Linked DNA regions of Homo sapiens: regions 2 and 3 are each linked to region 1. Evidence: chromatin contacts called from ENCODE Hi-C or POLR2A ChIA-PET data. All regions are on one chromosome and are shown on one strand. The core of a region is the stretch at or near the end of the contact, and the rest is flanking DNA. Distances in the headings are between cores, read along the strand shown. Region 1 holds the start of LINC01010 (long intergenic non-protein coding RNA 1010). Region 2 overlaps SGK1 (serum/glucocorticoid regulated kinase 1). Region 3 overlaps SGK1 (serum/glucocorticoid regulated kinase 1).

Evidence for each region. A loop is a pair of places that touch in the nucleus more often than their neighbours do. ChIA-PET counts read pairs that join two places held with the same protein, here RNA polymerase II (POLR2A). Pooled maps may share reads with other maps.
Region 2: a loop to region 1 is called in a pooled map, with 1.9 times the contacts of the local background. The contact joins the enhancer-like site here to the promoter of LINC01010 in region 1. A Hi-C loop is called at or near these places in 2 of 50 pooled maps. POLR2A ChIA-PET finds 5 or more read pairs at or near these places in 5 of 52 experiments (HEK293T, Panc1, RWPE1 and 2 more).
Region 3: a loop to region 1 is called in a map of PC-3, with 10 times the contacts of the local background. The contact joins the enhancer-like site here to the promoter of LINC01010 in region 1. A Hi-C loop is called at or near these places in 5 of 168 maps with a recorded cell type or tissue (CD14-positive monocyte, GM12878, PC-3 and 2 more), 22 of 37 single-sample maps with no recorded cell type and 16 of 50 pooled maps. POLR2A ChIA-PET finds 5 or more read pairs at or near these places in 4 of 52 experiments (activated CD4-positive, alpha-beta memory T cell, activated CD8-positive, alpha-beta memory T cell and activated naive CD4-positive, alpha-beta T cell).

Annotation. Positions count from the first base shown.
Region 1 is chr6:134,436,307-134,439,291 of GRCh38, reverse strand. It overlaps LINC01010 (long intergenic non-protein coding RNA 1010), which reads right to left and starts at 1,576. Exons shown (of 3, transcript NR_038217.1): 1 at 1,411-1,576. The region is part of intron 4 of CT69 (cancer/testis associated transcript 69); the gene reads left to right. RefSeq lists enhancers at 1,530-1,589, 2,747-2,985, 2,191-2,985.
Region 2 is chr6:134,214,880-134,217,864 of GRCh38, reverse strand. The region is part of intron 2 of SGK1 (serum/glucocorticoid regulated kinase 1); the gene reads left to right. Among named protein-coding and RNA genes, the nearest start is that of SGK1, 100 kb to the left of the region's middle. Within about 2 kb of position 1,469, at least 3 of the 41 ENCODE cell types and tissues checked have a DNase peak (open chromatin) inside an H3K27ac peak, as active enhancers do.
Region 3 is chr6:134,234,614-134,237,598 of GRCh38, reverse strand. All of the region lies in intron 2 of SGK1 (serum/glucocorticoid regulated kinase 1), which reads left to right. Among named protein-coding and RNA genes, the nearest start is that of SGK1, 82 kb to the left of the region's middle. RefSeq lists enhancers at 1,119-1,168, 1,309-1,598, 1,639-1,798. Within about 2 kb of position 1,463, at least 8 of the 41 ENCODE cell types and tissues checked have a DNase peak (open chromatin) inside an H3K27ac peak, as active enhancers do; they include CD14-positive monocyte and GM12878, where a contact is called at or near this core.

The DNA of each region.
Region 1 (2,985 bases), core at 327-2,826:
ATGTGACAAATTAATTGGACAAATTTAATGTGATGGTCAAATCATCTTGAGCTACGCAATTCAAAATAATAATTTGGATAGGCCTTAGTTTACTTTTCCCCATTTTTCTCTAACAGTGTTCAACAGTTTCGTATCTGCCAAACCTGAGAAAATTCTTCATAAAATTTCAGAGCTTTTGAGCCTCTTTGAAGTGGCAATATCCACAGGGGACCCGATGTGCTCAGCTAACTTGGTAACCTGACCCTATATCCCTGCATACCCAGACCTCTCTATTCGTTTCTCCCGGGCGAATCCCACCTCAGCCCCCAACTCTGAGTAGCTCAGACTACAAGCACAAGCCACCATGCCTGACTGATTTTTGTATTTTTGCAGAGACAGAGTTTTGCCATTTTGCCCAAGCTGGTCTCAAACTCCTGGGCTCAAGTGATCCAGCCTCAGCCTCCCAAAGTGCTGGGATTACAGGCATGAGCCATTGCACCTGGCCTGTTGGCCAACTCTTAATAGCAATTCTTCTATGCTATAGTGAAATAATTAGAAAAGACTACATCCCTAAATATTTTAGGATGCATTAATCACTGTCTTTAACTAATAAATTAATTGAATGCAAAGAGTCCATTCTAAAATATCGGGGAATTTTATCCTTCAACACAGACTTTCTACAGTAGTTTTCAAACAGATTTTGAAGTCTTACGTTACAAATTAGAAAGTAGAAACACATTTCTAATCTGATATTAAAACATTTACAGAGGAAATAATTGAAAATGTCTTACCAGATCACTGTCAGAATTGGCAGTACTAGGCAGTCCTCCTGATTTTCATTCCAGAATTATAATGATAAGAAGGTAGATATTTTTAAGAGAACTAAACAGTAAGTTAATCAGCTATAGTATTCTCAGTTTTTTCCCTGAAGTTTTTTCTCATTATCTCATTTACTTTGGGGACCAATAACTTGTCCCCTTTTTGCAAACATGGGCAGAAACAATGAGTACTTTTTCATTTTGCCTCTAATGCTAAACAGTAACTCCTTGAGGCTAGAACTACAGATCCGTTCTCTCTCTAATCCCCAGTTCCTACCACAGTGACTGGTAATAACTTTCAGTAATTATGTGCACGATGCACATTTCCTTGTTAACTAAATATTTTACTTATTTCGATTGTAACCTGTAACTTTTATAGAATCCTTGCAAGGTGACCAGAAAGCTCTTTTTTGAGGAGCATAATTCTTGTTTGCGCTATTTTTTTACTCATGTCTTTTCCTAGTGATGATATTGTCTCTCCAGCACTCTCTCTCCTCCCCTCAACCCGTCCTTCTCCATCCCTGTTTCTGTAATCTCTTTATCCTAATTATAAGCTACTTAATATAGAAAGAAAATAATTGTAACAAAGGGAAAAGTTCCTTAAATGCATTACCTTTTTTCTGAAATTTGCAACAATGGCAGGATTCTTAGTAGGGCTAGCAAGCACCACTTACAGTTCTTAGGCAAAAAACCGAAGCCAAAGGACATCATCTGTCATGGAGAAAGACCCAATAGGGGAGAATATTTCCAAAATTCACATCATCAACAGCAGTATGAAATGAGAGTGATGCTAAGAGTCTGACATATACCAGCATGTAAGGGCCAGTCGCACTAGTGGGTGTCAGAGGTTACTTCTTCATTCATAGCTAAAAAGTGGAAGATGATTCATATGTCTTTGCTACTGATGTAAACAAAACACGGTGGGTGGACAGCACCCCCTGAGGGAGATGGAGATGCTGGTGAGTGGGTCGATAAGGAAGTCACTCTGCCAGCCGCCTCCTTCTTCCCAAATGTGCACAAACTCCACCTTGTAAGGTGTCCAAGGACAATGACTTATTCCACAGCAGGTGCAAACACTCAAGATTTCAGTGAGTGTCAACCTCAAATAGCTTAGGTGCTGAATCTAAATTCCACAATCTGTCGACCTGACATCGTCCTCTCTTCAGGTGTTTATATGGCCCTGGAAAAAGAAATAGTTCCATTACATAAAAGGAATTACAAAAATAATGCACCCAAACTCCAGAGAGTACTTACAGTCTTGCATCATTTTGCAATAGTTTCAGTTTCAGATCTGCATAGAATGTTGACCAGGGATAAGGTTTAACAAATCTTAAGTATGAGCATTTTGGGTCTTTTATTTCCTTAATTTCATTGAAAATAGCTGTGTCATTGACACTTTTTAGGCATATCATTATATGTATGCTCAGAGTTCACTTCCAAGAGAGTAAAATATGGCAAAGGATCATTTTAATCCAGTTGTTATCTTTTTATTTATACCCAAATTTTGTATATCTTATATGACAATTGATTTCTACTTTATCTGGTTGTATGATGAGGATGAGTTATTTTTTAAAAACACAACTGTTACTTATAACTTAAACCCAATTTGGGCTTCATAAGAATTGTCCTTCTTTCAGGCTAATATTTATGCTAACAATTGTCACAACCATAATGGAGGAAAAAAATATTTTAAGGACAAGAATGTCACTTGAGAATAAGTGAACACCCCCTGTGACCTGGCATTTCTTGGAAGAAAGGAAGGTGCTGTGACATGCCCCTGTCATTCTGAGGTCCTCTGGAAAGGGCTGTCGTTCACAGTTGCCTGGGCAAGGCTGAGCAGGACGCACGTTTGGTGACTCAAAACATGCCGTTAAGAGTAACTAGGGTGGAACGATGCATAGCCACCATTTCAATTATGTTGGGCTATCAAAACTTTCTTAGGCAAAAGATTAAACATGTTTTTCACCAATTGTAATGGTGCTTATTTCGTTGTGTTTTGTTTTTTAAATGAGCTATTGTTAGTGCCTGTTTCTCAGAAACATAACTTACTGTAAGAATCCACACACAGGCTTAGTCACACAGCCCACCCCTCCTTTGTGCGTTTCAGATGAACAAGGGGCGTGTCTGCAGAGCATTTGCCACTGACTCATTGCACTCCCCACACAGTGAGCGATGAGCAGTAAGTGAC
Region 2 (2,985 bases), core at 220-2,719, 220 kb after region 1:
AAACCACAAAAGGAGGAACATCTGACTAGTTGTTTGGAATCACAATCTCTTGTGGGGTCAAGTATTGTTCCTAGGCCTCATGTTATATAAATGTGATTAATGTTAAGCAATTGAAGAAGGATAAATCATTAGCTTGCAGAGATCAAGATGATAAGACTCCTGATCTCTGACCCTGCATTAATCTCTTGACCAGACTCCTGCTATCCTGGTCCAAACCATCATCTTTATGAGCGTGGCGGTTGATGTACCAAATTTGCAAACTATGGGCATGTTTGCTGTAGTGAGATAATGTGGCCACATTCCATCTTGACCGGTGTGGTGTGAAGTGGAGGACTGTAGCCCAGGGACAAAGGCATGAGAAACCCATTCGACTGTGTGAGTGAAGCCCACCACCCAGGATCCAAAGGCAGTAGTGGTCCGGTGGGTCAGAGATGGAGCAACTGCTCTCAGGAAGCCCTCAGCCAAGCACAGGAACAAGGGCCCACACGCATTCTGCAGGCCTGCCACACTAGTCTGAGCACAGAATGCTGTGCTTCCTCCTGTTGCTGGAGCTCGTGGACAGCTTTGACCCTCTATGACCATCTGCCTGGTCACCAAATTCCAAAGCCATGAAATGTTTTGGATTCCCCCATCTTCCCTAGTTTTCAGTCATTCTTCAAGTCTTGCAAAGCATTCTTCTAGCTGCCCTCCACACCCATCCCTGCCTTTTCACTTTCAGAGCTCCCATGTGAGTTCGTGCTCTGTCAACTCCCTGTTGTTATAGCAGTCCCCTGATCCCCTCAGCTCCTGTATTCTTCAATTCTGGTCTTTCCTGCAAACTGCCAAGCCTTCTGAATTTCCATGGCATGAAGAACACATTGACATTTAAAGCCTTCCACCATGTGGCTTCCAATGATTTCGCCCATGAGTCTTGCACTCCCATGGAATTGCTCAACCAAGTGTTGCCCAAATGTGCCTTGTTGAGTTTTGTTCCCACACCTTTGTTTGTGCTGTCCCACCCAGAGAGGACACCCTTCTACCGCCTCCTCACCAATCCAAATGGTGCCAGTGTTTTTAAAAGCCTGTTCAGGTTCTACTTCCTCCCTGAAGCCTTGCTCAACAACTTTGCCCATATTATTGCTTCCTTCTTTAAACTCTGACAAAACATTAGCTCTACCGCATACTTCACATTTAGAGGTACATGATATCGGGTTCCAGATCTGTTTTGTTGATGTCTATGTTCTGCTCCTCAATCCAAATACAATGTCTAGGGAGCAATGAGTTAGCAACTAGGGTAGTAGTTTCTTAAAACAAATGCTCAGTAAATACTGTTGAATGTGATAAGCCCATCTAAGACAGTCAATGGAAGAAGACTCTTTTATCTCATAGATACAAAGAACTGAATTCAAAATTACTATTTGCAAGACGGTATTATATCCTATGATACCAGCCAGGGGCCATTTCCTAAAGCCTCACTAAAGCAATTTGAGAAGCAAGCTTTCACTTCCCTAGAGATAAAGTATTTTTGCTACTTTTGGTCATGCAACTTGAGAGATGAGAAAAACAACTTCCCTGCCTAATAGGAAACAAGCATTTTGAGAATTTCTTTTGTATCTTAGGAAGAACTAATGACTTTAGCACAAACTGCTAAAGTGATCCATGGAAAGCCATATGCAAATTATTATAAACCAAAAAGGAATCAGAGACAAACCCATATTTTATATTTTAGTTCTCTATCTTCATCAGAGGTGATTTTAACATTTCAACCTGAGAAAACTGATTTTTTTATAAAAAGAAAAAAAGTTTTAAAAAATTTATGCATACGTGAATATATTTATTTTGTTGAAGAAATGTTCTTTTTTTGTTTTTAGAGATGGAGTCTTGCTCTGTCACCCAGGCTAGAGTGCAGTGGCGCGATCTCAACTCACTGCAACCTCCGCCTCCTGGGTTCAAGCGATTCTCCTGCCTCATCCTCCCAAGTAGCTGGGATTACAGACATGCACCACCACGCCTGGCTAATTTTGTATTTTTAGTAGAGACGTAGTTTCTCCATGTTGGTCAGGCTGGTCTCGAACTCCCAGCCTCAGGTGATCCACCTGCCTCAGCCTCCCAAAGTGCTGGGATTACAGGCGTGAGCCACCACGCCTGGCCTAATTTTTATATTTTTAGTAGAGACGGGGTTTTGCCATTTTGGCCAGGCTGGTCTGGAACTCCTGACCTCAGGTGATCCGCCCACCTCGGCCTCCCACAGTGCTGGGATTACAGGCATGAGCCACCGCGCGCATGTGCTCACTGCCTGGAGTAATATTCTTTAAATAAGGATGAACTAGAATGGAGACAGAGGACCATAACTGCTTTTTTTCCCTACCAATTCCACCACAATTCAACTTTCCATTAACTGGAAACAATTCATGGAATTCAGACTACATCTTATTTCTGACATCAGTAGAACTATTAATAACTTACTCTCGGCCAGGCGCCGTGGCTCATGCCTGTAATCCCAGCACTTTAGGAGGCTGAGGTGAGCAGATCTCTTGAGGTCAGGTGTTCGAGACCAGCCTGGCCAACATGGTGAAACCCTGTCTCTACTAAACATACAAAAATTAGCCAGGCATGGTGGCAGGCGCCTATAATCCCAGCTACTCAGGAGGCTGAGGCACGAGAATTGCTTGAACCCAGGAGGCGGAGGTTGTAGTCAGCCAGCCACTGTACTCCAGCCTGGGCAACAAAGCTCTCTCAAAAAAAAAAAAAGAAAGAAAGAAAGAAAACTTACTCTCATGTTTATTTTCCAGATTCTCTGCAAAACTTCTGGACAACTGACATCTCCCTAAATGTGATATTCTCATACACCCCCATCTTCTGATGTTTAAATTGTAACCTATGACAATACTTCTAGATGTCAAAACAATAGTGATTAAACATTCAACGGTTACCTTCTAAATATGATCTTTCTTCCACTTACCTAACCCAATACTTTCAAGTCTATCAGACAAGAAAAATCTCTTT
Region 3 (2,985 bases), core at 214-2,713, 200 kb after region 1:
TTCAAGCGATTCTCCTCCCTCTGCCTCCTGAGTAGCTGGGATCACAGGCGCATGCCACCACGCCTGGCTAATTTTTTGTATTTTTCATAAAGATGGGGTTTCACCATGTTGGCCAGGCTGGTCTCAAACTCCTGACCTCAAGTGATCTGCCTGCCTTGGCCTCCCAAAGTGCTGGGATTACAGGCATGAGCCACTGTGTCCAGCGTTATTTTATGAAAATAAACCAGTGAAAATTAATTTCAGGCCAGGCACAGTGGCTCATGACTGTAATCTTAGCACGTTGGGAGGCCAGAGTGGGTAGATCACCTGGGCTCAGGAGTTTGAGACCAGCCTGGGCAACATGGTGAAATCCTGTCTCTACCAAAAATGCAAAAAAATTAGCCGGGCATGGTGGCATGTGCCAGCAGTCCTAGCTGTTTGGGAGGCTAAGGTAGGAGGATCGCTTGAGCCCCAGAGGCAGAGGTTGCAGTGAGCTGAGATCGCGCCACTGCATTCCAAACTGGGTGACGGAGTGAGACCCCATCTCAAAAAAAAAAAAAAGAAAAAGAAAAAGAAAATTAATTTCAAAAGTGGAATGTATTCACCCAACAATGTGTTCATTTATAAATAATACAGCAGCAACCTTGGGGATGATTGTTGTGGATGTTTTGATGTTTGGATATAATGTTAGTGGGAGACACAGGAAAATTTAAAATAGCAGTGATGGCTTCTATCTGAATCCCATTAACACTTGCGAGTTCATAGCCTCTTGATTTTTTGAGAAGGGGAGAATTGGAGCTCAACAGGTAGCAAACCATTTCATTCTGCAATTAGTCTGTCTAAAGAAAAAGGCTTTAACATTCAATGCTAGAATAAGGCTATTTTAGACATTTGAATTGCTGGCAAGACACCCCAAATTAGTCATCCCTTAATGGTTGTGTGTGGGTCTGTGTGTGTGTGTGTTTAAAATTCATTATTTACTTATTTATTTTTGAGATAGAGTCTCGGTCTGTCATCCAGGCTGGAGTGCAGTGGGGAGATTGTTGTTCTTTGCAGCCTCAACCTCAAAGACTCAGGTGATCCTCCCATCTCAGCCTCCCAAGTAGCTGGGGCTACAGGCACGTGTCACCATGCCCAGCTAATTTTTGTATTTTTTGTAGAGACGGAGTTTCGCCATCTTGCCCAGGCTGGTCTTGAACTCCTGGGCTCAAGCAATTCGCCCACCTCAGCTTCCCAAAAGTGCTTACAGGCGTGATCTACCAGCCTCCCTTAATGTTTTTTAAAACCACTTATTTAGGGCTATTGGTGAAAACAACAAATGAAGCATAGAGGCAATTACAGGAAGAGAAAGTACCCAATATTATGTAAAATGTGTTAGTACTGAGTCATATGTAAATTTGTGTTTAACTTCCTCACTCTTAAATTCTAGTTCCTGGAATCCCCCTCCTTCATAACTGACTCACAGTCTATTTTGGGACAAACCTGCCAATACTACAATCCCTTTACTGTACATTAAAATATATACAGAAAAGTCAAGAACTAATAGAATCATCAAACAATACCAACTAAGGGACCTCACCCACCTGTGAGGATGGAGCATGTGGCCTCAAAATCAGGGCTGACCTAAACTCTCCATGGTTGGAGTCACGTTTCCTAAGGCTGTGTTTGAAAAAAAAAATTAGTTAATTAGAAATACCTTGTTCACAGTTTAATGCTTGATCTTGTTCCTTATCTAAAATATCTATGGCCAGGTGCGGCGGCTCACACCTATAATCCCAGCACTTTGGGAGACCGAGGAGAGAGGATCACCTGAGGTCAGGAGTTTGAGACCAGCCTGGCCAAAATGGTGAAACCCCTTCTCTACCAAAAATACAAAAAAAATTAGCCAGGCATGGTGGTGCATGCCTGTAGTCCCAGCTACTCGAGAGGCTGAGGCAGGAGAATCACTTGAACCCTGGAGGTGGAGGTTGCAGTGAGCCGAGCTCGTGCCATTGCCCTGCAGCCTGGGCAACAGGAGGGAAACTGTCTCAAAAATAAATAAATAAATAAATAAATAAATAAATAAATAAATAAATAAAAATATCTATTTTTTCCACTTCCTCCTTGTCAAAACTTCTCTAAATTTTTAATAATAAATTTTATTATTTTAAAGTAATCTCATTATTTTTTTCTAAACAGGGTTTGAAGTTACATTTTCATCTTGATTCTAGTTGCTTCCTCCCCCCGCTTTCTTTACTATGTTCCAGTAATTTGATTTCAGAGTTGGCATTAACTCCCTGAATTCAGGAAGATATTCCCCAAGGACCTGAATCTTAGCCCTGGAAGCGATGTGAAAGCTTACATAGCACATCTCTCACCTTCAGTCAGAGCCATACAAAGAAGCTGCTATCTTATTATTCATGGCTTTAGAAAAGACTGCTCAACCTCCACCTGCATCTTATTTTGACATTTAGTTAGCTTTACTGTGTCGAACAAAGCCATTATGCTACACACCAAGCCTGTTTCCCTTGTTTTATACTCAGCGATGATAACCAACCCTGTCTGTATATAAAGCTCTCTATAAATTCATAGACTGTCTTCTTCAATTGTCATTTGGTCTTCTCTTCAAGAAAATTAATTATGTCTTGTTTGCCTCTCCTCATTGGTCTTTTTTTCCAATACTTGACTCATTTTGCCATCCTTGGAGCTGTCTTCTAAATAATTTCCAAGTTTTCCAATTAGTCTTATTTATTTATCTATTTATAAGATGGAGTTTCACTCTTGTTGCCCAGAATGGAGTGCAATGGCGCAATCTCAACTCACTGCAACCTCCACCTCCCAGGTTCAAGCCATTCTCCTGCCTCAGCCTCCTGAGTAGCTGGGATTACAGGCATGCATCACCACACCTGGCTAATTTTGTATTTTTAGTGGAGATGGGGTTTCACCATGTTGGCCAGACTGGTCTCAAACTCTTGACCTCAGGTGATCCACCCGCCCCGGCCTCCCAAATACTGGGATTACAGGCAT